7 separate regions of the Mus musculus genome follow, and regions 2, 3, 4, 5, 6 and 7 are each linked to region 1. A link is a loop called in an ENCODE intact Hi-C map of the cell type or tissue named here. Cell type or tissue: left cerebral cortex. All regions are shown on one strand. Region 1 holds the start of 4930562F17Rik (a long non-coding RNA gene). Region 2 overlaps Pappa2 (pappalysin 2). Region 3 has its middle 2.5 kb from the start of Pappa2. Region 4 overlaps Pappa2 (pappalysin 2). Region 5 overlaps Pappa2 (pappalysin 2). Region 6 overlaps Astn1 (astrotactin 1). Region 7 overlaps Pappa2 (pappalysin 2).

Region 1 (4,000 bases):
GATGCTTCTTATTGCAGCGGGTAGTAGTTAACACAGAGAAGCATTGTCGTTCACATTGCTGAGACTCAATGACTATGGGCATTCATCCATTGATGGGACATCTATACCAATCCCTACTCCCACCACATATCTCAGAAATGTAAAGGAATAGGGTGCTGAGAGAAGATAGTAGCTGAAGGATGGAGATGAGTCCTGTGCAATGCTGTCCCTTGGACACGATACAGATGTAGCATACAGGGACTCACAGCAGTTATGAGTATTTACACGAGACATGAATACAAATCAATCCAAGTAGAAATTTCAGTATGGATAGTGGAGGGATCTCCTGAGCCCCACCTCAATCTGTGGAGCTATTGGCAGTTAATGGCTGCTTGAGGGGGAGAGAGTCACTTTTCTTTAGGAATGTGGCCAGTAGTAACTCCCCCACACCCTAGTGAATGACCCAGTGCACATGTGCTTAGGTACTGGACTCAGCAGGTTAAACCAAAAACAAACAAACAGATAACTATAAAAAAGAGGACAAAAAGTTGTCAGGAAGATGCGCTAGATGTTCCTGGAGGGAGTTACAAGAGGAGAGCAAGGAATAGATATAGAAATAGAATTATCTAGATACACTGTATATATGAATGGAAATTCAAAATAATTAATAAAAATTAAACTATGGGTGAGAAGTGGGACTCTATACGGTCTCTAAACCAAAACATGTATTAATTTCAATTGAATAATGTCATATAGGCTAACCAGAAGGGTACCACATTGAGTGATCAAAGTGAATACTCACATCTGTTATCAGTTATGCCTTTGTAAGTATATTTTGGATGCTGTATGGACAGAAATGGGAGGGAGAAGGAACAGGATTAAGGGACGACTAGAAGAATATGCTAGAGATGTGATGGCTTAAGTACCAGCAACCATCATGGAAATAGAAGGGGGTGATAAGAATTGTGACATTGGCAAATGGAATTAGTAGGGTATGGTGATGGAGTTAGAGAATAAAACAGAAAAGGCCAAGGACTGTTTGTTGATTTTTGCATGAGCATCTGGGTGGATTATGGAGCTACTTGCTAAAAATGAGAAGCCAGAAGAAAGAGTAAACTGTGAGTGAGAAGTTGAACTATAGTGTGCTGTTAAGATCTATGTGAGTCATAAGTGGAGGCTCACAGTCAGCTATTGGATGGAACACAGGGCCCCCAATGGAGGAGCTAGAGAAAGTGCCCAAGGAGCTAAAGGGGTCTGCAACCCTATAGGTGGAACAATATGAACTAATCAGTACCCCCGGAGCTTGTGTCTCTAGCTGCATATGTATCAGAAGATGGCCTAGTCAGCCATCACTGGAAAGAGAGGCCCATTAGTCTTGCAAACTTTATATGCCTCAGTACAGGGGAACGCCAGGGCCAAGAAGTGGGAGCTTGGGGCGGGGGGAGGGTTTGGGGGACTTATGGGATAGCATTGGAAATGTAAATGAAAAAAATAACTAATTAATACAAAAATAAAAAAAAGATCTATGTGAGTCTTATTCTTTGGAGGATGCTCTAACAAAATACTTTCAGGTTGGTAATTTGTAAACATCATAGATTTCCTTCTCAAAGCTTTTAAGGTGGGCAGGAGGGAACAAAACTCCAGAAGGTGATGATGGTGGTGTAGAGTATTTTGTCTAAGGAAGAGTAATGAGTTTGTTTTATGAAAAGGCGATCAATATATAGGATATATAGTATAGGATGAAGTAGAGCAGATGGATGACAGAAAGCCCACATGCTCAAGTGGGCATTACTTCATAGAATCGCGGCAATGACACCAAGATGAGCAGCTTTAGGTCACCAGGGTGAGAGACATTGAAGGGTACCAGGCAGGCTCTGGATGCTCCAAGATCTGCTTGTTCATGTCACCTTTGGGTCTTGTAGATTCCGGATCATGGCTATCAGACATCCTTGAGTCAAAACTGAGAAATGGCTTTGTGAACAAAAGTCTCTGAAAGGTGGTTTTGGGAAAGAGATCAAAAGCAAAGAGCTGTAATAGTCAACATGGACACGGGGTCATAGATGAAGGTCAAAGGCGGCTATCTGCACAAAACTTATTGTTATAGATTTAAGAGTGTAATATGAACAGGCTACCAGAAATATAATGCCACACGATTTAGTATAATATTTATATAAAATAAAGAACTTTGTTCTTAGGTCTTAGATATGTGTGTGACTGGCAAAACACTGTAGAATATCTTGCTTGTATTTGTTTTACTAAATAGCAGATGTTTTCATTTGATCCCAAATCTGCCATTGTTTTCTTATTTTAAGTAAAAATGGTTCAGGAAGGTAATTAGACTGAATTAACTCATGAGTTAATAGTAGCACAAAGCTTTGAACTCGGGCTTTATATGTTGGAGCCCAGCGGGCCATTTTGCTACCAAGGGAGATCAGTGAAATAGGTTCCATCTGGAAGGATATGGGCATTGAGTCTAGTTTGAGATGGAGCTGTCAGCGCACAATGCAGACATCGGCCACCAGAGGGTGCTCTTACCTCAAGAGAAGTTTGATAATCCTTTTTTCCGCAGGAGAAGATGTAGCTGATGGATTTCTTTCCTGCCTCTCCTTCGAGGCAGCTGTGTCAAGAGCTGGGCTGTCTTAGACCAAAGTCTGCAAAGCGCGATGACGACATAGCTGCTTCAGGCTCTAAGAACTGCGTCAGAGAAGCATATCTGAAATAATCACAGATTATACTGGATGGCGAGAGAAAGAAACAAGTCCAAACAGCTCAGAAAACAGGTCTTTCGGTATCTGGAAGCGGAAGAAGGGTTTCCTGTGATTCTAATGAAAGCTGCCTTTTGATTCTGAGCTGATTTGTCAGCGCTGCTCTGAATGAAATTATATATATAATTTTGCCTTAATAGATTATAGATTTTTCTTTGTTATTTTTTGAATAATTTGTTTTTTGCCGAACATGTGCATTTAGTGTTACTCTCCCATTTATTTTGTGCCTTGTTTCCTGGTTTTCTTCTATTACTAGAGTTATTCCAGCAAAGGACAGGAACTCATTCATCTTGTGATTAAGCATCTCATGGCGGCCAGTATTTAGAGACAATACCAATTCATAAGAGAATTTTATAAAAGTTTTCTAAAATGAAGAGTTTCTGGGGGCAGGGAGCTGGAGGCGTATAGACAAGTGATCACCAGCATATTAGTGACATTAAAATTTACAATACTTGCACAGATCTTCTAGGGATGCTGTAAATCCAAGGAAAGCTCGAGTCAGAGCCCTGCATTTGCAGCATGCAGATGCCTGTGTTCCTAGGAGCACACCTTCACTAAAGCAAAATTTTAGGCCTTAAGCCAAGGGGCTAGACTTCTTTTAAAAAGCAAGTTTATTAATTGTTTGAGAATGTTATAAATTATATTGTGATCATATTTGCCCTTTCCCAATTTCTGACATATTCCCCCTTACCCACATCCACTCAATTTTGAATTCTCTCTCTCTCCCCTCCCCTTCCCCCTCTCCTCCCTCTCCTTCTTGCTCTCACTCCTTCTCACCTGTTCTCTCTCTTCACCCTGCTATTGGTCCTCCTCCTCTCTCCTCCTCCTTTTTCGTATGAAGTTTGCGTTGCCCAAGTACTCTGGGGAGTGGGCCCTGCCCTGGAATCAACCTACAAGGATCACATCTTTAAGAAAAGCCGATTCTTTCTTCCTTTAGCAGTTAGAAAATACCAACGGCTTTTCAGATCCCAGTGGGATTGTCTATCTATCACTCTTGCTCCATGGTGGGGTTTTTCCTCTATCTTTAGTTTACACACATCTTGTGCATGATGTCATAATTGCTGTGGATTCATATATGCAACTGCCCCATGTATCTAGAAAACATAGTTTTTGTGAAGTCATACTTCACCTCTGGCTCTTACAGTCTTTCTGCCCTCTTGTCTGTGAAGTCCCTGGAGTCTTGAAGGGAATGGATGGGATATGTACATTCCATTCAGGACTGAGTACTCCATAATCTCTTATTCTCTGCATATGGA
Region 2 (4,000 bases), 420 kb after region 1:
GCGATGGGATAATTACATAGACGTGAGATAACAGCTACACACAATGGGAAGGGAGATGCACTGTCTCAAAACCTCAAAGCATATCCTAGACTCAAGAAAGACAAAAGGTCATGCATATGAAGATGTCACAGATGATCCCACCGCTCCCAGAGCATGGAGAAGTCAGAAAGATGAACATTTAGGGATTCTTCGCTAATGTATAGCAGCCGTAGCTCTATGAGGATTACAAAAAAAAAATTAACTAGACATTATCAGCCTATTAGGAGTAATTCCAACAGTAGTTCTAGGTGTAAAACAAGGTATAAATGTGTGATACCATTCATTTGGTCCAACCACACAGATGTTGTCTGGAGGGTGGTACTGATGTCTTCTTACCTTATAGATGAAGAAAGGAAGAAATGAAGGATTACCTTGCCTATAATGAAGTGGTATATCATAAAAGGAACCAGTGTTAATTCTAGGCCTCTGATGCAAACCCCCACTTTCATACTTCTTGTAGTACCAAGTGAGGAAAATTAAAGCCAGTTGAAAATTGTGAAGCTTGGCCCGAAAACGGATGCTTTCAACTTCCTGTTCACTCCCCTAGGTCATTCCATTTGCTGCTGATTGTGACTTGGATGAATGCACCTGTCGAGACCCCAAGGCAGAAGAAAACCAGTAACTCTAGGAGCAGAGCCCATCTCCTCTGCCCTGGGGGCAGACTAAAAGAGAAGCTCCCGTAGCAGGATGCAAAGGGTGAATGAACAAGATAGGTTCCATGGTGGAAGGAGAGCCTAAAAGAGAGCCTTTAAGAAATGCAAGAAATGTTTGTAGGTGCCAATTAATGCATTAAGTAGTCCAAGTAGGGAGGGATTAGAGGCAATTGTTTCTGTAAAAAGACACTTGGTTAGAAATGGAAGGAGAAATTGACAGACCCCTCCCCCCATCTGTACTCTGCTCTATCCTTCTCTCAATCTCCTCCCCACTCTGCACGCTGTCAGTGGCTCAGCCCCACCCAACATGTAAACCCATATCAAAATATTAGAAGATAAGCTGCCAGGGACTCCGTCAATACCCATTTCAGATGGACTGTCATCTTTCAGGGCTCATCTATTCCAGACTGGCCCTTTGCCTTCCTTTTGTGTGGTCTCTCTCAAATAAGGAGGTTAGCTATTTCTTTATAAGTATTTAAACATAATTATATAAATATATTATATATTATATTTTTTGCTGTTTACTAAGCTACAGATTATCCATTGTTCCACAAATGCTGCTGTGAAGTTCATGTCCAGAGGGATACTGAAGCTTCGAAGACAGAAAGAAAGGTTCCTTTGCCTTCTTCCCATAGATAGGGATTGGCAGGTCGGATGGGGAGAAGAGAGTCGATGGAATTCTGGATGCTAGCCTGTCAGCTGATCATCATTTTATGACCTGGGAGCTGGGCCTACTGAAAGGAGATAGACTTGGCATGCTAAGAGCAAGAGGCATGGAAAGTTACATGGGAACCTATTTGGCAGTAGGTCCAGGAGAAATAGACAATGGTTTCTAAGTATCTACCAAAAGGAGCATACAAACTCTTCTACGCTTCTCAGAACTCTCAGTTGGAGCTGGTAAAGACCAGGGTCTTTTCCACTTCTCCATGTACTTAGTCCAAGTATAGCTGCCAGCCAGCCAACCAACCAGCCAGCCAGCCAGCCAGCCAGCCAGCCAGCCAACCAGCCAGCCAAAAAGTTTGTATGAGGGCTCATTCTGTGAACATCAGGCTTACAGGAACTTACACCCTCTTCATACTTGGCCAGTTGCTGTCTCTCCTTGTTGCAAGTCTCAAGGTCTGGCCAATTGTTCACAGCCACATCACTAACTGTTGATTTTTCTGAGAAAAGAAAATGCTTTGGAGATTTGGAAATGTGGGGGAGGAGATAAGAGATGAAAGAACGGGGAGTTAGAAGAGCGAAAGGCTGTCAGAGAGGTGAAAGGTCAGAGAGGTGAGAGGTCAAGATTAAATGAGGTCTGAGGATAAAAGGATAGAATGAGTGAACAAGCCCCTGATCCAAGTCTCCAAAAGAGGCCAGGGATCCTTCGAGCAAAGAGATAAATCTTATTCAAGTGCAAAATCTGAAGTTTGTGGCCCAGTAAGCAACATGTGGAGCGAGGGTGACACTCTGTGGGGAGAAAGAAGAATTTCAACTATTTAGGGTCCATGCTCTCTTTACCATTTCTTGTTCAATAGCTGTATGGACTATGCACAAAACAGTCACATTAACACTTCTCTGTTTATCCAGACTATTCTCATACTTTTCTATAGGCTCTGTCCTTGGTATGTTTTCTTATAGCAGTTTCTAGATCACACCTAGAAAGAGAGTCAGGACATAGTTTCTTTCCTTTAATGACGGTCTTGTTCTCTTACAGAGACCCTAGTTTTTTCCTCCAGTGGAAACTAAGACCAAGCAAAACTTGGAGTCACTTTTGGTATCTCCAAAACCTCTCCTCCTCTTCCTTCTACTCTTTTGTCATCAAGACTGAAGCAACTAATCTATAGAATGAGAAAGGAAACTTTTTTTTATCATCATAAGCACAATTATCCCTGCTCTATATGAAGAGCAATATTCTGCAGTGACTGGATATGGCAATATACATACAGTTACCTATGAATATGTGGATCATGGACAACAAAGCCATTGAGAAGGGGAAAGGCAGTGTTAGTCTTCTACTCCTAGCAATAAGGTAAACAGTGCTTAAATACTGTTTACTATCTAGGTCACACTTATTACCCTTTGTCAGGAAATACCATTCATATTCTGAATCTCATAAGTTTAATATGGAAAGAAAAATAGAAAAGTTTAGGTTCTCTACTACATATTTCAATTCCTATTTCTGTATCTCATTAAGGTGAGTATGAAAAGACCAATAGAAAAATTTAAATTCTCTACTAAACACACACACACACACACACACACACACACACACACACTGTTTCCTTAGAGAACATTCAAATTCCTGGATGTGTGTCAACTTTTGCCTTAGGAAAATCCTGACAGAGACAGAGCAATAGTTACCTTGGGCACAACTTAGTGCACAGAGACTGCCATTCCCAAGAGCACTCATGGGCACAGACTACCCACCAGTATCTGTCCATGCTCAGTCTCCTCATTAAGTCCACTAAGACTAACAGAGACCCCATGCTTCACTTTAAGATACTTTGTTCTTTTTGGCAACATTCACCCTGCCCTGGGAAGGCAAGAGGACAGTTTCTGGGGTGTGTGTAAAGCTCCCCAGGCTGAAGGCCATTTAGCCATCATCAGCCAGAGACAGAGACGGGAGTCTTATCTAGACTTTGTCCCTTGGCTCCAGTATTTGAAGAAACTTAAGTCCCTAATAAAGAAAATGATCAGAGATCCTAGGAACAAGTCATGTTTGCCCCCAGGTGGTTGTATTCAGTTCTCCTTAGACATCCATAATGTCATCCAGGGCCCTCCACAGAGGCTCCTCTGCCTGTTTCTTTATTACAAAGTTACCTGTCTATTTCTAGTTCCTGGTAACCACAGTTTTGAGATCAACATGGCCCAAAGGTGGCTGGCTTCAATAGTAGCATGGCAGCCTTCAATCACAGATACAGAAAAGAGATCAGCAGGGGCAAAGAGCAGATCTGGGCAAATAAGGCAGCGAGTAGAGTCTTCTTGGTTCTTTTCTTTCCTTTCCAACATTTAAGGCCTTAGTCTTTGACACATCATCTATTCTGTGTGATCACCATTGAGTGTGTCAGTTAGCACCCAAGGGGACAGTTTGATGGCAAACACAGTGAAAGGGGCTGATCTACTGTATTGTAATGTAAAACAGCTACATCCAGTTATTTTATAAGATTATAAAACGTTCATTAAAAAATCAGCACATAAAATATGAAGTGTGTTTGGTGTCTTATTCTTTGTTTCAATGATTTCATTATTTCAAACCTAAACCATTGGCCTAACCCAGACCCACATTTCCCTTATTGGTTGGTCATTTCCTGCAGTCATTTGAAAAC
Region 3 (4,000 bases), 180 kb after region 1:
TATTGCCGAAATGTTTGTTTCCGGGTGTCATTTGAGTCTGCAAGTAGCTAAAACAGACCCGGCTCCTATATATAGACACTGCATTTGGTTGTGCTCTGGACGCTTTTATTACTACACTCTTTGGCAGGCTCCCAGCCTCAGATTTTGGAAGTAGGAAGTCAGAGAGGACCACTGACCATATTAAGGGTCTCTCCTACTCTCTGCCTTTGTTAATATTCTGGATGCCAGCATAGACCTGTTCCTCTTTCTGCTCAGAGCCTCCTAATATTAATGATGACACTGCTTATGGGAACAGAGAAGCCCCACCATACAGTGAATACAGCCAAAGTTCCCCCTGCCATCTGAAGGAAACAATTTGTGTCAAAATGAAGTATAGATGGCCACACACAGCCCAGTCTAGATAAGAGAATCCAGAATCCTTAGTGGGTAGAACAAAGAGAGGGATTTTAAAAAGGTGTTTTGTTTGCATTTCTTTTTCTTTCTTTCTTTCTTTTTTTTCCTTTTTTCTTTTTCTTTCTTCCTCTCTTTTCTTTTTTCTTTTTTGGGTGGGTGTTAGAATTTTTTATTCATGAATTTTCCAGGGGGATGGCATGCTAGGACAACAAAGGTAAGAGGAGGAGTGTGGGAGTGTGAGATGGGTATAGTAAAAGAGGAGAGACTGGCAGCAGGAGTGGGCAAGAAGGAATTCTTTACAGAGACAATGTGGGACTCCCGCTTTTAAAAATGTGCCCTGTCCCCGAGAGAGACAGTCTCTCCACCGTGTGCCCTTTGTTTTCTCAGCCCCATTTCTCAGTGACTTTCTTCACCTGCCTCTGTATTTTTGTTGTGTTTACCCAGTGTGTCTCTAACTGCCTTTCTGGTCTCCAGAGTTCTTGTATTTGCCACCCCTCCCCCTTCCCTCCTTCCCTGTTTCAATCTCTCCTCAGGTCTTCCCCACTTCTCTCTCCCAACCCTTCCTGCCCCCAGATTCATCTTTCCCAACCCTCCTGCCTTCCCTCTTCCATGTCAGCCTTTTCCCCTTCTCTCTCTCCTCCTCCTTCTCACCTTCCTGTCTTCCCCTGATTCTCCTCTCTCCCTCTTTCCCCTCTTTCCCTTGGTCCCCCCTCTGCCTTTCACCCTTTCTCCCCTCTCTCCTTCCCCATCTCCCCATCCCCTCTCCTTACTCCTCTCTCTTTCCTTTCTTCCTCTTTCCCTGCTCCCCCTCTGTGTCCTGGTCCTCCTTTATACAGCTCCAATTTCTTGCCTTCTAGATTTACCTGCAGACCAAGACACCGCTCCTCTTGCAAGGACTGTTTAAGAAATCCATACCCTCTCCTTTCATTCCTTGGGCATTTCAGAAATGATATTCCTCCCCCAACTACCCAGTCAAAATAAAATGAATTCAGCCAGCTCCTGCTGTGTGTCCTTAAATTCATTCCCTCTAGCTTTGCTGGTTTGAAAGCCTGTACCCTAGAAGGGGCCTCCTGCATTTGCTGGCAACTCTGCTTGAGCCTGATCGTCACAGATAGTGCTTTGGAGTGAAAAAAAAAAAGGGGGGAAAAACCCTCTCGTTGGAGATTTCAAAACAGATTCTACCAGCTTTCAAATCTGTGCACTTTGCGGAGTGGCAGGGTTTGAGGGAGAGGGGTTGAAGACTTGGGGTGTGGGTGTCCCTCATAAACAAATAAGCAACAGAATTTATATATGTATAAATTTGTGCTTTCCCTTGGCATGTTTGGTGTCTGTCTCCCTGGCACCAAGGGTGGGCGTTGTGTAAGTCTGACTTCGCTCACACTTTTGCTCCGGCTTGGGGTATGAGTGTCTGTGTGAGTGTGTGTGTGTGTGTGTGTGTGTGTGTGTGTGTGTGTGATGGAATTGAGGAGGGGGTTGCTGTGTTTTTGATCCGATTCACTTGACAGATTATTTGAATCCAGCCCACCTTGCCGCACATGTCAAACAGATGGGATCATTGTTAAAAGCCTGGAGAGCCGGGCTGAGCGGTGGGTAAGGCAGGGAGGGGGAGGCAGGAGGGGCACCGAGGGGAAGGAGGGGGCACTCTTCAGGAGCTTTGTCTTTTCACACATTAGAACTGACAGGAGACCTTCTTCTTTGTGGGTGGGTGGGGAGTGTTTGGGGGCATGGGGCTGGTGAGGGGGGTGGAAAGGGAGAGAGGTGGGGTGTTGGTGGGCAGGGTTATGATGTCACAGCCCAAGTTACAACAGGAGGAAAACACAGAAATGGTTCAACATTTTTTTTTTAAACTTTGGACTGCCAAGAGCTGAAGAGTGGTGTGCAAAGGAATGAAGGAGAGAGAGAGAGAGAGAGAGAGAGAGAGAGAGAGAGAGAGAGAGAGAGAGAGAGAGAGAGAGAAACTAAACTGGAAGCCTGAGTTTGGTGTTGCCTCTTGAAATCTTATGAATGGATTACTAGCAGCTGAGAGCCAGGAGAGTCCTATAGGGGATGCAAGATCACCCACACACTCAGGGGGAGAAAAGCAGGAGGAACCCTTTTCTGATGTCCTATCCCCCTTCCTGAAATGAATGGTAGGAGATGTTTTTCTGAGGGTCCTTGGGTGGCAAGGGGGTAAGGGGCAAGGGGAGGGGCTGACTTCTCTTCTTGCCTGAGTCTCTTTTTTCCCCTCTGAAGCTAAGCCATCTATCTCTTCCTAATATTCTCTCTCTCTCTCTCTCTCTCTCTCTCTCTCTCTCTCTCTCCCTCCCTCCCTTCCTCCCTCCCTCTCCCTCCCTCTTTCCTCTCTGGCTCCCTTCCTCCCTCCTCCTTTCCTCTGCTTTTCTGGCTTTCTCTACCCCCACCCCCAGTCTCAATTTCTATTCTTGATCTGCTTCAAGTGGGGAAAACTGAGTCAGAAAAGTGCATGGAGCTGGGGAAGTTATAAAAGAAAAGGGATAGTCAAGGACCTAAGGGTATCTGCTTAGCAGTGTCCACGTGCTTGAATTGAGAGCTTCTCTGGGGACTTGCTTTGAGGCTCTATTCCATGCTCCACGAAGAAATGGGGTGCATGTGGGATGGGTGGCACAGGACCCAACGTTTTAAAAGCAGTTGAGTCAGCTATCAACTGGAAGAAAGGAGTTCAGAGAGATAAGGAGACCCAGGGTGAAGGAAGGACCCTGATCTTACTCCAGAGCATGAGGGCTGTAGGAGTTAGATAGAAGCAGCAGAAGCAGTGATTTTAAAAGTGTAAGTGGTTTTTCTTAATCCTTGAAAGAAGGGCTCAATGCATATTTATACCTATTTTATACTACCTGTGGGCAAGCATACCTGCGTTCTCTGCATGTGTCCATGTGTTTGTCCAGGGTGTTCTGTATACATGCATGCTCCTGTAATGGATGAGAAGTCTTTAAGAAGGCTGGCGTCTTTCACCAAGGCAAACAATGCAGAGGTTAAACTCAGTGTTTCCTCCCCACATCTTCCCCATTCATTTCAGATCAGTCAAAGAATAGCTGCCTTGGGTTAGCTGTTCACTTGTGTAAATGACTTATTTTGAGTACCTCGTTTGTTTATTTGTTCACTCGGCATATGGTGACTTTTACTAACTTTAGACTGAGAAACTTCTAAGAGAAAAAGGATGTCTATATGCTAGGAGCACGCGGTGTTTCCAGTTAGTACTTCTCGTGGCAAGGTAATTGATTTCTCCTTTCCTTCAGTGTCCAAGAGGAAGTGAATTTATTGTTGTCCTTTTACATCTGAAATGATAGAGTAAAATAAAAAGGAGGAGAGGTGAATGGTCTCCAAAAGGCTAGCGAGTGTTTTTTGACCAGGTCCATTCAAAGTGTGTGGTTGTGTGGTTGTGTGTGTGTGTGTGTGTGTGTGTGTGTGTGTGTGAGAGAGAGAGAGAGAGAGAGAGAGAGAGAGAGAGAGAGAGAGAGAGAGAGAGAGAGAGAGAGAGAGGCTACACACAGAAAGACACGCTCCAAAACAGTATTGATTGTTTTATATTGATTGTGTAGGCTGCGGCTGCTGAGAGAGAAAGCCTGTGATGTTTACTGGGGAAACCAAGAGG
Region 4 (4,000 bases), 280 kb after region 1:
GTCATCCCCTCTTTACAGGCAGGGAAGCTTCTAGGAGACAAGATGGGTAATGGCAGATAGTATATAGTGGGACTAGGCAACTCTCTGGATGCTTCTCCCTGGATCCCAACCTCATGTGCACCTGCCCATAGTAATGGCTCTCCAGCCAAGCTTTTAAAATACTAATGCATGAACTAACTCAGAAATATTTGTTGAGGTTAGCAATTATAGCTTCATTTTTCATTCTCCTCAGTGATTTAATTTATATCTGGGGCTGAGGATCTTTCACCTCTTATACATATATGTTTGGTCACAATAAAGACCCAATGACAGAGATTAGAGAAATGTTTGCTAATTAGTTCTGAAGGTGTCCATAGAACATAATTAGATGCCACTACGTTAGTTATAAACTATTTTTGTAGAGGTTGAGATGGACTGTTTGGTGTTTGCCGAAGATATAACTAAGGGTAGCTGCTGTTCATTTATTTTTCTCAAAGGTGTTTTGCAATCTTTCCATTACAGGTGGTGTTGTCCTCAACCCAACCTATTATGGCATGCTTGGCCACACCAACATCATGATCCATGAGGTGGGACATGTCCTGGGACTCTACCATGTATTCAAAGGAGTCAGTGAAAGAGAATCCTGTGATGATCCCTGTAGAGAGACAGTGCCATCCATGGAGACAGGAGACCTGTGTGCTGACACTGCTCCCACACCCAAGAGCAAGCTGTGTCGGGACCCAGAGCCAGCTAATGACACCTGTGGCTTCACCCTCTTCCCAGGGGCTCCGTTCAATAACTACATGAGCTACACAGGTATCACCACAAGCCCAATGTTTTTGTTTCATTAAGATCATTTAGTGTCTTTGGGAATTGGTAGGCTGTAGCTAATGGAGCCAGGAAGATTCATGTCACATGAATACTTTGTGTTGGGTATTCCTGTATTTTCCGTGTGTTTGTTTGAAGTTTGACAAAATATTGAGATAGTAAATGGTCTTGTTGATTGGATTCTCTTCCATGAGAGCTTGAAAGTGAAACACATTTCTGTCTTGAATAAAATGGGGCAAAGTTGGAAACCCTCTTGAGATCTATTCAGCTTTTTACAACGTGATGATTCTCATTGAAGCCTCTACCCTGAAGGCTCTCTAGTCTGATAGTGATGAATAACAGAACTCTGGGTGGAGATATCCTTTCATTACTTTTTCAGATAGTGCTAGAGAAAGTATCCAAGGAGCTGAAGGGGTTTGCAACCCTATAGGTGGAACAACAATATGAACTAACCAGTACCCCGAGAGCTCATGTCTCTAGCTGCATATGTAGCAGAAGATGGCCTAGCCGGCCATCATTGGGAAGAGAGGCCCCTTGGTCTTGCAAACTTTATATGCCCCAGTACAGGGGAATGCCAGGGCCAAGAAGTGGGAGTGGGTGGGTAGGGGAGCAGGGTGGGGGGAGGGGAGGGTATAGGGGACTTTCAGGATAGCATTTGAAATGTAAATGAAGAAAATATCTAATAAAAGATGAAAAAAAAAGAAATGAAAAATAAAACAAAAAACCAAGCTGACTTGATTAAGTGAAGCACCAAAACCCTTTTATCCTATGTAAAAAAATCAGATTTTCTTCTAACTTAACATTGACCCTTAGCTGACCTTTTATGTACTATGCCCAAAACCATATTATTTCATTTTTAAAATGGTGCCTTGTTGGATCTGGTGAAAATTACATTGTGTGGCCTTGTTCTTCTTGGGGTCGTCTTCTGGATCATCCTTCTTGCCTATGTCTCAGACCTTCCTTATTTCTGGCAAAAAGTAGCAATAAGTACTCTTCTAATGATGGGTATAATTATAATTAAAGCTGCTAACTACTTTGATTTGATCACCTACTCGAATGGTAAAAGAGGGCAACTTTTTTGTTCCGTGTCTTTATACACTACCTAGAAACTTTTAAGACGTTCCTCTCCAAATTTTATTGTTGTCAGCAATAAATTGAATTCATAAGCATGAACACCTCTGTCTCCCTCAGCAAGGAATGGACAGATGGACTTGGAGATACAGAGTCTAGGAAGAGACTCTGTAAGTACCTGCCACCCTTAAATGTGGTAGAGACAATGCTGAGAAGCAGAATGGGAGGTTGGTCTACTCTAAATAGAAAAGTGCTTGAAATGAAGATCACTCTTTTTCAACTTTATGAAATGTTTAATGAACACAGGGATTTTGCTGGCTCTGACAGTAAGACTGGGGACATTATTTCCATCCCTAAAGCTTCCTAAACATTTCAGCTTCCTCTCTATTGAGCATCTCCAGTGAATACTCACCCACCTTGGGCATGGTCACAGGGCTATGTAGCAGAAATAGGTAATTCCAAACACAAGTGAGGAGACCCTCTGCTGAAACACTGCCCTCTTGTGGTGTGCTCAGGAGGTTGCCATCAGTTTAGGACAGTGGTTCTCTATGTGCGGATCACAACCCTTTTGATGTTGTGTGTCAGATGTTCTGCATATCAGGTGCTTACATTACAACTTATAACAGCAGAAAATTTCAGTTATGAAGCAGCAATGAAATAATTTTATGGTTGGACATCTCCACAACATGAGGAGCCATGTTAAGGGTTTACAGCACTAGGAAGGTTGAGAGCCACTGTCTTAGGACAATCCTGTGACTTCATGACAGCCTGCGACTATAGTAATGACCTTGCTTGTGAGAAAAGCAAGTCTCTGCTTTCCCTTTTCTGTGTCTGAATTTCTTTCTAGAGAAGAATTCATTTCTTTACAGAGTCTGATGATTTCTGAGTCTGTTAAATGTAAGATGTAGGGTGCTAGGGATAGCAAGAGCACAGTGAGATCTGTCTTGCATTTGTGCACTGGTACAGGTTACAGCCTCCACATCTTTTTTTTTTTTTTTGTCTTCACAGATGATGAGTGCACTGACAACTTCACCCCTAACCAAGTGGCCCGGATGCATTGCTACTTGGACCTCGTATACCAGCAATGGAGTGAAAGCCAAAAACCTACCCCCATACCCATACCACCCATGGTTATTGGGCAAACCCACAAGTCCCTTACTATCCATTGGCTGCCTCCAATCAGTGGAGTTGTGTATGATAGGTAAGCAGTGCTCTACTGTTTTTGAACTATTACAAAGGTGGGGGGAGGGGAAGAAGCCCCACCCCCTGAGTCTGCTCTGGGCTCAGCTCCTTAACAGAGCAAAGGGTCTCTCATGGGAGCTAGAGGTATATCACATGTGCTTACTCCATACAAGAGTGGCATTGCACATCTGTCCTAGCCAGCTGTTCCTCTGCAGGGTAGAGTTTCCGTTTTGGACAGCGATGACTGGGGAAGGGGGAGCAGATCATGTTCCTTTAGTCAGTTCTCAGGGAGAAAGAAACTGTAGGGGTTTATAAACTGAAGCCAGAATTTCTAATACTGTGGCTGTGCTCTGCCCGGTGGCCATTCTCTGAAACAGTTTTCATCTGTTTCTATCTGCCCCCTCTACTGGCAGCTAGTGTTTTTGTCTTTGACTGCCATGGTAAACACTTAATACATACTCATAGAAGAAAGTCACGATATGATACCTGAAGCCAATTATCATTCTTCATTTGCTTACTTATAAAACCTAATCAGGAAATTTGTTACAATAAGATAGATAGATAGATAGATAGATAGATAGATAGATAGATAGATAGATGGATGATAGATAGACAGACAGATATTGTGTGTCTGATGTGGCAATGGGTAATGTGGTTTAAGTGAAAAGGCACCTTTGACCCATGTAGACTTTGCTTTCTGGAAGCCTACACCCAGATGCTGAATAATGGGGAGGCTGCTTTCCCTTCAGTCCTGCTGTGTGGGAGACACTGACATCTGGCTTCACTTGTTTAATGTAATCCTTACAGTGAGCACCATTCATGCCTGTGAGTGGGAGACCCATGGGGCTGGCTCAAGACCCCACAACAGGTGACTCAGGGGGAAATCCAGAAGCGAGGAGCACAGACTAGATGAATACTTTGAATTTTCAGTTTTCCCATT
Region 5 (4,000 bases), 290 kb after region 1:
CACATATAAATATTTAAAGCCAATAATATCTTGTTTTATAGATAGGACACTAAGGCTTGGCTTACACTTGGTTTCAGAGCTAATAGAAGGACATCCTAGGATTCAAACTCTATTTCCAACTGGTCATACCATTCTCTTTCCTCGGTAGAACCCTGCCCTTCACAGACCCAGCTCATGGGAGGCCTAAGTTACCTGCTGCTGTGTTTTTCCCTTTGATAAAAATAAACACACAACATTCCCATCCATTCCTGTTTCCAGCCACAGAGCGGTGTAAGACTTTTAAGCATGGTTGGACAACAAGAAACCACACAATAAAGGAACCCAACCACCACCATTGATTGGAGTAAAATTGGGTTTGCTTTAAAAACAGCATCTAACATTCTCAGGAGAGGACTTCTTTCTCAAAAAGGAAAACTAATTTGAAAATTTAAGAGTCTTTAATATTTAGGTGTCTTTCCTATTAAAATACTTAAAAGCCAGTATAGAAGGTTTTAAAGGTATTTTGGAGACCCTAAGACATTTCCTGTTTGCTGGTTGCTACATCAGATTGTGGGGCGGTGACTCTGTGGTTGCAGTAAAGAGTCCGTCTAGAAAAATGAGAATCATGGCAGGAAATGCTCACTGCCCACTCCCGGCAGTCCTAATAATTTACTGAGATCATGCCCTCCCAGATACTTGCATCCTATCTTGAGCTGGGTGGTGCTTTTCCAATTTGGACAATCACTGGATAAAATTAAGATGAGGCAGAATTCCTCTTTGTTACCTGCAGCCAAATTCATGAGGTCTTTTAATGCTAAATCAAAGTCTTGGGTCAGACACTCACCACTTAATCAAAGAACCAGGAACCAGAAAGTGTGATGCATTCCTCCAATCTCTCAGGTCAACTGTACCAACTCCATTCTTGGCATTTGGAGGTAGAGGTCAATTTAGTGCGTTTTTAACTGGAAATTTTTACTTCTTCCAAGTGGTATTGAGTTGTATACTTACTTCTATGAAATACTTGCTCCAGGCTTTCCAAGTCAAGAATTCTCTCTTAAGAAAACCGTGGTCTACAAACCCAAGAAAAGATGTGACTGAGCCCATACACTGAAATTCTAATCTTCACTTAGTTTGGTTACTTTAAAAATATAGTTTGCTGGTTTTTCAATAGCTGCTCTAGATTTTCTTGGTTCAAAACATTACATGACATCCTCCTACTTTCTCCAGGACTATTATATTAAGTGTTAACTCACCAAGCACTTACTATAATACATTTACTAGTGGAGAACATTTGAGGCCCATAGAAATACATATATATTCAAACACGAGGTTGTTCATAGGATTGGGCATTTATCTTTGTTTCATACAATTGACACGTTTCCCATTTCGTTTTACGTAAGAGTTTCCTTAAACCCATGTGAACCAACAACAAAGGTCGGAATCTCATTGATTTCCACAGGGAGGTCATCCCTGGGCAGATGTATCAGTACCAAGTTCAAGCTGAAGCTGTAGGGGAACTCGGAGAAGCTTCACCTCCTCTGAGCCACATTCACGGAGGCCCTTACTGTGGAGATGGGAAGGTAGAAAGGTAAGTCGCATGTGCGAGAGACAGGTCGCGCTCCTCTGCTCAAAGAGGTCAATCTTGGGATGAGCTTGACTCAACCTAAAAATGCACAGGGAGGAGGGCCCGCGTGAATCTGTGGACATTCTGGGGTCCTAAGAGGTCACTGGAATCTCCGCGTAGTGCCGAAGGGGTTTATTCAACACTGGTCCCAGAGTGCTGAAATACAGGGATGTTACTCTGGGGCCCCCTTAAGGCCTCAGTGAAGAACTGCAGGACAGGTTAAATAATACTAAAAGAAGGATGCGATTTGAACCAAAGGTCTGCTTGTTCAGTTTTATTAACTGGGTGTGATTTAAGGAAAGGGAGTCACTCATTTGGCCCACTTACAGCTCTTCTGTAAACATAACCAAGGAAAAGATATAATTACTCCTTGGATCATTTTTCTAATGGCCCCTGTTGCCAATCTAAGGAATGAACTTGTCTGTTTTGCCTGGAACCTGTCCAAGTTCAGTATGGACACATATCCAGTCCTAGGATACCTAGGGCAGTTGGCCACTCCTCACCCAACATATCCTTCATACTCATCTAACCCTATTCTTACATAAAGCTGCGGGGAGTAGAAATCTGGGAGGCAAATTCTGCAAATTATTAAGATGGCCCGTTTTTCACTTTCTTGGACGAGGAAAATATATATTCAATTCTCTAGCCTTTTGTGGGATTCCACCCAACAATGGACCACTAAACATTTCTTGGTCTTTTGAGATTCGCAGATATGGTACAATCCTATTCCACCACACTAAAGTCTAAATACTAAATGTTTTTTTTTTCTCATCTGCATTCAACACAGATCATTAAATATGTAAATCCCACTCATTTGTCCTTGCTCCTCCCTAGATCCTCCTCAGTATGCTAGCTCTCTGCTGGTGCTGGTCTTCAATTGTGGCCACCAAAGAGCCTTGGGATAGCACTTGCCTGTGTGTATTTAGCAGATAGTGGTGCGGGAACATCTTCCTAACTTCGTAGACATATTTACTCCCAGCTCGTGAAACAGCTTAACTAGAGGCAGTGATTCTCTGCTAGTGGGTCTCACAAGGTTCTGTGCCAAAATGAGCTTCTTCTGCTTCTGTTGCTTCCTCGGCTGGATAATCTGTACTACTGGCCCACGGAGTCATTTCTGAATCCCAGTTGTGCTTCACCTGGGGACACCCTAATACACAAGGCAAAAAGGAGCCAAGTCAACTGTTTAACCCACTTGGTTCCAGATAGAAGGCTATCAGGTTGAACACTAAGGAAGGCCCTGAGAGTTTGAGCAGCACTCATTCGGAAGTTGATTTTCTTGCTGCACACTGTCTACCTGTCATCTGACACATGTGGCGCTTAAGACTTCAAAATGTGTTGTATGCAGCTAAGATGTTCAATGTGTATCCTAATATAATTAAGGTAATTTCATTTTTGAACTGAACCTCAATTTAGTTGTTAGGAAAAAAAACTTAAGTATAACTTGAAAGTTTGAACCGGCTTTAATAGATGAAGCCATTCTGACAATGAATATGAAGTTGAAGTAAAAGGCAAGTATTAAAAAGAGATTTAAGTGAAAATGCATTTATTGAATGCTTCAGTGTTTGGGATACAAAAGGAATGCTAAAATCTCATTCATCATTTTATATTGATTAAAAATTCAAATGGTAATATTTTAAGTATCCCCAATTGGACGAAATACAGTATTATAGTTAATTCTACCTCTTTACTTTTTAAGTGACTACTAAAAATTTCAAGATCACGCACAATTCTCATTTAGATTTCTATGGGGCAGCATTGGACAAAATGAATTTTCTTCAAAATAAAACTGTAAATTTGCCTCTTTCTGAGATTGTGTCCTAGACCCCAGGCAAGGAGACAGTAGTGTAGAGTCTATTGGCCAATTCTCTCTCCATACACAAGTAAACAAGGAATGGAGCTTTGGGATGCATCCTGAGTATCACATGGTAGACCAGGTACCTGGGGCAGTCTCTTTCTATTGATCCATATTGCCTTTGTCCGAAGAGAATGTGAAGGGGCTAGAGAGACTGCTTAGCCGTTAAGAGCACTGGATGCTCCTCATAAGGGCCATGTTCAAGTCCCAGACCACACAAGCTGGCTAACAATGGTCTGTACCTCCAAGCCCAGGGGACCTGACACTCTCTTCTAACCTCTATTGGTTGCAGCTGCACAGACATTCATGCTGGCGAAACACTCATAAATGTTAGAAATAAATAAATCTTAACAATATTTTAAAAATGTATGACACAAGATGTATGTATAAGGTAGTTTTAGGGGGTGTGACTATTTTAAAAAACTTTTTTTTGTCAGTTCTACAAACTGGGCTAATCTTCAACTGCTCAGTCACATACAATTCCTTCAACTATGCTTTTCCTATGTTTTTATTCCTGTCTCCTATTTTATCTTACAACTTAAAAC
Region 6 (4,000 bases), 470 kb after region 1:
TCTTGGGGGAGCCAGGAGATACAAGGCCCCAATTTTTGTAGACCGACACTCCCAGCTGGCATGGGCATGGTCTTGGGTTACAAACCTCTCCCTGTTACCTCCTGTGCTCATAGGTAGCAGATATTCCTCATAGTCTTACAACTCCAGGTCAGGCTACAGTGTGGCTACTTCTTTTACCCACCAGTAAGCTGAAGGTGCCAAGCTCAACTCTGTGGCTGGAGCCACTACGTGCAGCCCATCATAATCTAATCCTAAACCCTTCATTCTTAAGTTTCCCTGGACTATGGTGTCCTACAGTTTGGGTACCAAGTTGGATGCCAGATGGACCCTGTCTTTCAGTGCCTGGGATAGAGTCAGTCACCAACCACCAGCTAGTCCACACTCCAGGTAACTCTGCTTCCTGTCTTGTCTTGCTGTAAGTTCCAGCTACACTGTGTCAGATCCTAAGCTAGGACAAAGGTGTTCCTAGTTACATTAAGTCTCACATACTCTGAAGGACAGCAGTTAGAGTGAAACGCAAGCTACTAATCTCGGACTGTTTAATGGCACTATTTATTTTTAATACAAGGCAGATATTAGGAAAGGAAAAACTTCACACAACCTTCCAAGTACAGACAAAGCTTGACCTTCAGTACTCTTCCTCAGCAGTCCCAAGCCCCCACACACCCCTCAACCCTGAGCACACACCCCCCCAACCCCGAGACACTGAGAGAGCACTCAGGGTACTTGACTACAAAAGGCTGGGGAGCACTGTCCACATTTTCATGTGGAACTGCCACATGCTGTCATTAAAGACCAACCTTCTCTATTTGTTGTTTGCATTCTCATTTTGCCACAGCACTCTCTGAAGACAGGAAGAGGGTTAGCTGTAATTACTGACGGAGGAGATAAGCCTTGCTGCAGATCCAGAGGGCTCACATCTAAGTCTGTTTATTGCTTCTTCCAACACTTCTGGGCTTCCTCTCCAGCCACAGGCTGGGACCTTTCGTACGTAGTTACTATCGTGGTGATGGCACCACGGAGGCATGTGTGCGTGGGAACTGACACAGACTGGCTCAGGCCCCAGGGCTGGGCCTTAAAGGTCTGGAGCCTAATACTAAGGATGATTATAAGGCTGTCAGGGGCTGCCTACAGAGCTGGCTTTGTCACCTGCTGCTTTCTTGTATCCTTCCTGCCAGAATGAGGGCTTTTGCTCATTCTGTGATTCAGACACCTTTTTTTCGATGATCTGTCTGCTGTCACGTGCTCAGAAATTCAAGGACTCTTCTGGCAGCAGGTGTTGTGGTGAGAGGGTGGTGGGAAGGGGAGATGGTCCCGCCACAATCTAGAAGATGTGGGATCTGTCACACTTTATGGCGTTCTTAACTGTGTTTGCGCCACAGGAGCCATTCTCAGTATGCTTCTCTAGTGGCATTAAATGAAGTATATGACAAAGAAAGCCAGCCAAAACTCAGACAGAACTTCATGACCCTCATTGGAGACCAGCTTTTGTTTTAGACTAAAGGATGATGTTCCTAGATTCTGGCCGAAGAACCTGGGATGGCTTGAAAGTAAGATTCAGTGTGTGGGAAAAAGGAAACCCTGCTTCAGCTCCTAACCGCTATTTCCAGTGCTAGCTGTATGATTCTGGGGGAAGTAATTCGAGTCTCCTGAACCTCAGTTGCTTCAGCTATAAAATGGAAACAGGTGTAGTCGGTCGTAACTATAACTGTCACACTCCATAGATGACAGCCGCCATCCTCCTCATTTATAAGAAAACTTGGGTACAGAAAAGTTAAGGGTTTAAAGACACTTTATGGTTAGGAGTAAAACCAGGCCTACAGGATTTTATCTTTGCACCAGGGATGGAAGTTCAAACAGTCTTTCCTCCTCTACAGAGAAGAATGCTATTAGCCCACAGTGCCCTTTCTCCTCACACTGGGTCTCATGTCCAGGCCACCCCAGGTAAGTCTGCCAGGTTCTAAGAACATCATTTTGCATGCGAAAGCAAGAGCTTTTCCTCACTGGGGGCTATGAAGGTACAGCTGGGTGCCAGCTAGCTTTTCCAGCAGTCTGCAGTGCCACCTAGTGGAAACTGGCTATCCTTTAGCTTGGTAGCCTCTCCCACTTCTGTAATCAACACAGACAGGAAGTAGGTGATTTACAAAACATAGGAAGTGAACACTAGAAGATCATCATAAATGTTGAATGTGGGAGAGGATCTTAGCCTCGGGTCTTTGACCAGGAAACAAAGCCAAGGCAAGGCTCACTTGAGGAAGGTCCTAGACTTGGTAATACCCTCTCTGAAAGAGCCATGCCTACCTATTGTTCCATCAGAACTTCTAACCTCCTAACAAGTAGGAAGGGCAGATAGGAGTTAGTCCATCCTCTTTATAAATGTTCATAGGAGTCACTTTGATTTGGAGACTTTTTAAAAATTACATTGCTGGTCTTCAGTCCCAGATTTGTATTCCTTTGTCATGTGCCCTTCCTCCGAGGGGCACACTGCTGTTCAAATATCAAGAGAGCTGTTATGGGTCAAGGCATGCTTGCCCAAAGAGCAGACAGATAGTCTTTGGTATTGGCATTGTCAGCCTTGTGTGTGCGTTCATTCTCAGCTGTCACTTGACCTTATTCATTTTACATTCACCCAGTACAGTCCTGAGTTACATGTCCTATTTGGAAGAGACACAGCTGAACATCTGAGTTCATCCCAATCAATGACACTCAGATTTCTAGTGCTTCCCATCTTTGAACTCCTTAGGAGAGGAAGTGGAGATGATTTATTCTGGAAACCTTGACTCCCTGCCTGTGACTTCATCTGTAAACTGTTAGATGTTTTTCATACTGGAGGGGTCAGAAAGCTTCCAAACGGCATCACTATGGATCCTGCGTTAGACTGTGGATTTTTCCACCATGACTTAGATGTTATCACCATATCTCCTCTCTTGGCATCTCTTATGTCTCTGCTCACAAATATTTTACAGTCGTTCCCAGAGCACAGGAAGAGATGAGAAGAGTTCAGGGAGAACACAGGGATGTTCCAAGCATGGTGATATAATTCACTATGTTTTCTTTGAAGAAAAATGCTGACCAGTTCTGAACTCTATAAATTATTTCAGAGCCACTAGAGATGGCTTTCTGAAGTACAGTTCTTGGCATTGTCCTCTTTTCTTAAAAAAAAAAAAAAAAAAAAAAAAAAAAAAAAAAAAAAAGCTTTCCTTTGACATACAGCATTCACTCTGACTGACTTCTTTTCCACCCCTCTTTTGTTCATCATCAGCTTCAGACCAATTGGACCACCCACAGCTCCCCTTCAGGCCTATCTACCTTTGCCCCCGGGATTTTTAACCTAGTGTGCCTTTCCCAACATCACAGAAGCTATTGACTTTTGTACAATCCAATTTAGAATCTAGCCACCAACTCTACATAGAATAACTCACTTTCTTCTTTCTTTCCAACATGCCCCTGGTTTTTCTAACTAACATATACTCTATTCTGCCTTGAGTTACAATTATCTGTTTATATATGTCCTCTGTATATAGTAAACTCTTTGATGATACGACTTTTTCCAGAAGTTTCTCCATAATGCCTACTGGGATATAGCTGTTGAGACTGAAAAAAAAAATCTCTTGTCACATCTCTGAAGGAACTCGGGTGATAATAGGGATTGATTCTGGTAAAGAATCATTAAGGTGAGTACTACTTACATGTAAATGGTGTCAGGTTCCAGGCATCGGATGATGAGAGAAATCGTGGTGAGCTGTTTGTCTGGCACCTGAGACGGCATGGCACATGGAGCCTTTGCTCCAGAGATGATGTCGTCTACAAAGCTCAGCACTGTTTCTGCACAAAGGAAAAGAATGAGGATAGCCCGAGAAAGAGTGATGTCCAAACCATGAGCAACGCTAGAAGAACTTGTCGGAACTTCTTAACTTCCTAGTGGAGGAAGGAAACCTTAGAGAAAAACCATCTTTTCTGATCCTGTTACTGTTAGCCAATCAGCTGAGAGCCATTTGTC
Region 7 (4,000 bases), 180 kb after region 1:
AAGGATGGTAGCAGTGAATAATGCCCAACTGGGTCCAAACAGCAAGGGAACAGGCTGCCACCGGAAACTAGGAAGACAGGTAGCACCCGTTCTATACCCTCGATCCCCTTTTCTTGACCTCAACAAATCTGCTGGAAAAGGTGGACACTTGCAGACCAGGATTCTGGCTTCTAGCTCTGGCTGTTGTTAGAAAGACCTAAATAGGAGAGCATGTTTAACACAGAGAACTCTATAAGGTTAATCAGAGGCATTTATTTGGGCTTGTTACCTGTGTTTATTTTGATTAACAGAGACACCTAGAATGACAAAAAGAAGAGCTACGTTTGGAGCCCTTGCTTTTCTTTTCCTATCTGGAGAGGTTGATGTCAGGCAAGGGTGAGGAAAGGATATTTCACCCCATGGGGTCTCCTTATTCATTTAGACACCCCACCAAAAAAGGAGTGGGGACAAATATACAGAAGAATGTCACAAGGAGACCAAGTTACTTTACGCATTAACTAAAAAACAATCAGAAAAAATAATGGTACCAATCTGGATTATCCACACACCCTTTCCTGTTTGTCAGTTCCATTACATTGTTGGAGAAACTGAGGCAATGAGCGACATGTCAGAGACTGGCTTGGGGGTGGGGAGAACAAAGTAGGTGTTCGTGAATCATTTGATATCTCCTCAACAAACAAACAAAAACCAAACCAACCAACCAACTAACCAACCAACCAGCCAACCAACCAATCACCCCTCCCCCCAAACCCAACACAAACCAAAACGACAACAAAATCCATTCAGGTTTCTGAGTGCCTCCAAATAAGTTGCAGACTAGGCAAAGAAATCTGGAGGGAAGGAGCCTCTTCCAGTGGGGTGTCGCTGGAACATCCTTGTGGACACTGTGTCTCCCCCTCTTTGGCTGTGATTTCTCGTTTGGAATCTGGGATTCCCAGACACTGAGCACTCTCCAGTCATGTGGCTTTGCTTTATTTTAGTTTTGGGTGGGAGAGGGCGTGAGAGAAGGGGCCAGGCTGTAAGCTAGATGGGGGCAGAGAAAGAGGAGAAGGAAACCCTTATTCTGGGGCCAAAATGGAAGAAATAATGAGATGATTATCTGATCGGAGTTGGCAGCTTCACAGTTTCCCCCAGATGACATCTCCGTGCTGCCTAGTCTGGCTTCCTAGTGCCCATCTGCTAGGGAGCCTGCGAGCTCTCAGTCTCGCTTGAGACCCACACAGATCTGCCTATGCTTCCTCCTGCAGTAGCAACATAGAGACCTGGGAACCGTTTCCTGGCTAGGCAGCCTAAGAGGACAATCCAACAGGAATGTATGTGGGAGATTATTGCTTGGGGTTATTAAAGTCCAATCCTGGAATACAGGAACATAGCACCTGACCTCGGTCATTTACCTCTCCAGTCCTCTGTCTCACCTCCCCATTGCAGTCTCCTATTCTTTGCTTCACCTCTGGCAACCTCATCCTCAGAGCTACATACCTCCCTGCCTTGCCTGTCACCAGCCACTGTCTCCATACTGCCACAGCACACATTCAGATCTTCCAGTGCCCATCAGAACCCTCCTCTCCTCTCGGAGCATGTAAAATTGGGCAGGAAATCATTTTTAGCAATTTACCTTCTAAGGTTTCTTTCCCTCAAATGCAAGTGGCTCCTGCAGTGTTCTGGGACTTCCCTTTTAGGTCTGCTTCTAAGAGGTGGAAAGCAGATGACGACCAAGCCTCTTCACACCCCCTGTTCTATCCTCTATCTTTCTTCAGACTTGCACTCAGCCCAAATTATCAAGGGAGGTTAAAAGCCCACAGGGGGCAGGGCCTCAATTTGTTGGGCTCAGCAAGTGGACTGTTTAGGATTGAGCATCCATGTCTACCCATTGTCTCTGCTGCTGGTATTTCCCTGGTGAAGAGCCTGGCTAAGGATCATGAGGTTACCAAAATCAAGCCGCCAGTAATAAGAGCCTCTACTTCGAGTGACTTGACTCTCTTTGCACAACTTTACAGTGCTCAACAATCCATCTTCCTTTCTTCTGCTGGCACGGCCTCTCAAGATGGTGTACATCAGTTCCTAGTATGGTGGGACTTGAGTTACACAGAGTAACAAGGTGGAGTCAAGTTGCTGGGAGTAACACACAAACCTGTAGCTGCACTTCTGTTGCCCCTCTGAGGGTGGGCCAAGACTTGGATCTCACTCTGCCAATAGATTTCAAACCTCAGGTTCCGCCTACTTAACTCGAATCAGCTTCCAAGTCCTCTACCTGCCATGCTTGGGGTAGTTTTTCCTCAGCAGAGACCTCAAACAATTTAGTCAATACCAGTCCTAGCAGAAGCCCCTACCCACAGCTATGGGACCTTAGGGAATAGTTTTAACACTGGACACTAGGTGGCAGTGTTGTCCCATGCACATGAGACAAGGGACGCCACAAAGTTGGGAATGTCTCTAGTTTCCTTGAGGGCTGTCCTGTCCCAGCCTCTGGGCTGTAATTTAATCACCTTCTCCCAAAATGTGTTGGTAGGCATCCCTCAGGGTCCACTTCATATGTCTTTTTCCTTTTTTGAAAGGCCTGTCTGGATAGCTAAAGCTGCTTGCTTTTTTTTTTTTTTTTTTTTTTTTTTTTTTTTTTTTTTTTTTTGAGTTGTGACTAACTTGTAGCTCTAGCAAGCATTGAAGAAAACAAAATCAGCTAGAATTACCCTCTCCCTGCACTCTAAGTTCCCGAATTCTTCTGAAACAAGTCAGACTCCAGAATGAGTTGCAAGAATGCTTTTTTATTGAGGATTGAGGGCAATGCAGGGTACACAAGCTTCAGGTGTGTGTGTGTGGTGGTGGTGGTGGGGTGGTTGGGGGGACTCTTCTGGTCATCCTCTGGGCTTTCTGAAAGGTAGAACACACTTTAAGTTGCCTGTTTCCCCAGAGTTGGAGCAGACTGGTGGCAACAGAGAGGAATGCTCCCTGGTGGGGTTCTTCACAAAGGTAGCCAGTCAAAGGTCTGACACTTTGAGGCTATGTGGCAAGCTAGGAGTAGCTTGAGGTCAGGATCCCATTAGGTTGGGTCATTAGAATTTAGTGTTTCAATAAGCCAACTTCTGTCCTGTTCTGGTGTGGACACTTTAAGGTCCAGTGCATAACCCTGAAAGCATTTGAGCCTTTTCTACCACTTCAACTTCCGTTCCTCCCCGTCAACCCCGGCATATACAAAAGAGGACATTTTAACAGGTTCCTCTGCACCCGTAATTGATTTCAAATGTTCCCTGAAGTCGCCCAGCTGAGTAACCACCTGCTCTGCAGGACACTGAGTCCTTAAATCCACGGTAAGCTGGAACCCAAGCCCAGAATTCTTCATCCAACAAATATTTATTGAGTGCCTTGCCATGCAAAGTGTGGCAAGTCATTGAGGGGAACACAAAGATGTCTGAGAAACTGTCCTTGACATGAAGGTGAGTTTGAGTCGGTCCTCTGAGTGTTCAAGCTTTACATGTCCCAGTGTAGAGTCTGGGGGAGGGGACCAGGACAGACAGACATGAACTCAAATCTTTCTCTCACACGTACTGAGACAACTGTCTCTGGCAATCTAGTCAGCTTTCTTTTTTCTGAGTTATGTTTATATCAAACCAAAAATTAAATGGAAAATATATATATGTGTATATATATACACATATATATACACACATACACACACACTCACACACACACATATGATTACATTACATATGAATGTATATGATTCTATTTGAAATAAAGTAGGAAAAAAAATCCCAAACAAAAGACAAATAAGGAGAGGTCCTATAGAGTAGTGTACCTAAAGTGCCCATCACAAAATTGGCCCTTGAGTCTTATTTACTTACCAGTGACATGAAAGGTATTTATCAGGAGATATTCAAACTAAATTAATTTCTAATTTAAATCTAACTTTTCCTTAGCAGAGATATTAACTTCAAATTCTTAGGACTTTACTCTGATGATTTATAAAATGGGAATGGCTATAAGTAGCTATTTATATTTCACA

The links. A loop is a pair of places that touch in the nucleus more often than their neighbours do. Peaks named below come from ENCODE experiments on the same cell type or tissue, not always from the same donor. Only the 100,000 strongest peaks of a DNase experiment are listed, where the experiment ranks them.
Region 2: a loop joins it to region 1, with 14 times the contacts of the local background. A loop is called at or near these places in 18 of 42 quality-filtered maps.
Region 3: it touches region 1 in a loop (2.9-fold over the local background); 25 of 42 quality-filtered maps call a loop at or near these places.
Region 4: a loop joins it to region 1, with 2.0 times the contacts of the local background. A loop is called at or near these places in 19 of 42 quality-filtered maps.
Region 5: it touches region 1 in a loop (6-fold over the local background); 18 of 42 quality-filtered maps call a loop at or near these places.
Region 6: it touches region 1 in a loop (16-fold over the local background); 33 of 42 quality-filtered maps call a loop at or near these places.
Region 7: a loop joins it to region 1, with 4 times the contacts of the local background. A loop is called at or near these places in 26 of 42 quality-filtered maps.

Annotation. Positions count from the first base shown.
Region 1 is chr1:159,134,019-159,138,018 of GRCm38, reverse strand. It overlaps 4930562F17Rik (a long non-coding RNA gene), which reads right to left and starts at 3,738. Exons shown (of 4, transcript XR_865669.1): 1 at 3,522-3,738; 2 at 2,515-2,692. In left cerebral cortex, a CTCF peak has its summit at 2,491 (motif pointing right); a DNase peak (open chromatin) is centred at 2,513; H3K4me3 peaks cover 295 bases.
Region 2 is chr1:158,711,607-158,715,606 of GRCm38, reverse strand. It overlaps Pappa2 (pappalysin 2), which reads left to right. Exons shown (of 23, transcript NM_001085376.3): 23 at 587-3,874. The coding sequence ends at 661. Among named protein-coding and RNA genes, the nearest start is that of Gm37679, 160 kb to the right of the region's middle. In left cerebral cortex, a CTCF peak has its summit at 2,140; DNase peaks (open chromatin) are centred at 1,728 and 2,112.
Region 3 is chr1:158,958,651-158,962,650 of GRCm38, reverse strand. It overlaps a transcript of Pappa2 not described here. Among named protein-coding and RNA genes, the nearest start is that of Pappa2, 2.5 kb to the right of the region's middle. In left cerebral cortex, no CTCF peak of the experiment used is centred here; a DNase peak (open chromatin) is centred at 1,542.
Region 4 is chr1:158,853,929-158,857,928 of GRCm38, reverse strand. Pappa2 (pappalysin 2) reads left to right here. Exons shown (of 23, transcript NM_001085376.3): 5 at 502-795; 6 at 2,887-3,079. Among named protein-coding and RNA genes, the nearest start is that of Pappa2, 100 kb to the left of the region's middle. In left cerebral cortex, CTCF peaks have their summits at 2,384 (motif pointing left) and 3,452 (motif pointing left); no DNase peak of the experiment used is centred here.
Region 5 is chr1:158,842,571-158,846,570 of GRCm38, reverse strand. It overlaps Pappa2 (pappalysin 2), which reads left to right. Exons shown (of 23, transcript NM_001085376.3): 9 at 1,439-1,567. Among named protein-coding and RNA genes, the nearest start is that of Pappa2, 110 kb to the left of the region's middle. In left cerebral cortex, a CTCF peak has its summit at 1,795; a DNase peak (open chromatin) is centred at 1,786.
Region 6 is chr1:158,668,453-158,672,452 of GRCm38, reverse strand. Astn1 (astrotactin 1) reads right to left here. Exons shown (of 23, transcript NM_007495.4): 20 at 3,690-3,825. Among named protein-coding and RNA genes, the nearest start is that of Gm37679, 120 kb to the right of the region's middle. In left cerebral cortex, a CTCF peak has its summit at 2,069 (motif pointing left); a DNase peak (open chromatin) is centred at 2,056.
Region 7 is chr1:158,952,119-158,956,118 of GRCm38, reverse strand. The region is part of intron 2 of Pappa2 (pappalysin 2); the gene reads left to right. Among named protein-coding and RNA genes, the nearest start is that of Pappa2, 4.1 kb to the left of the region's middle. In left cerebral cortex, a CTCF peak has its summit at 2,378 (motif pointing right); DNase peaks (open chromatin) are centred at 1,129 and 2,385.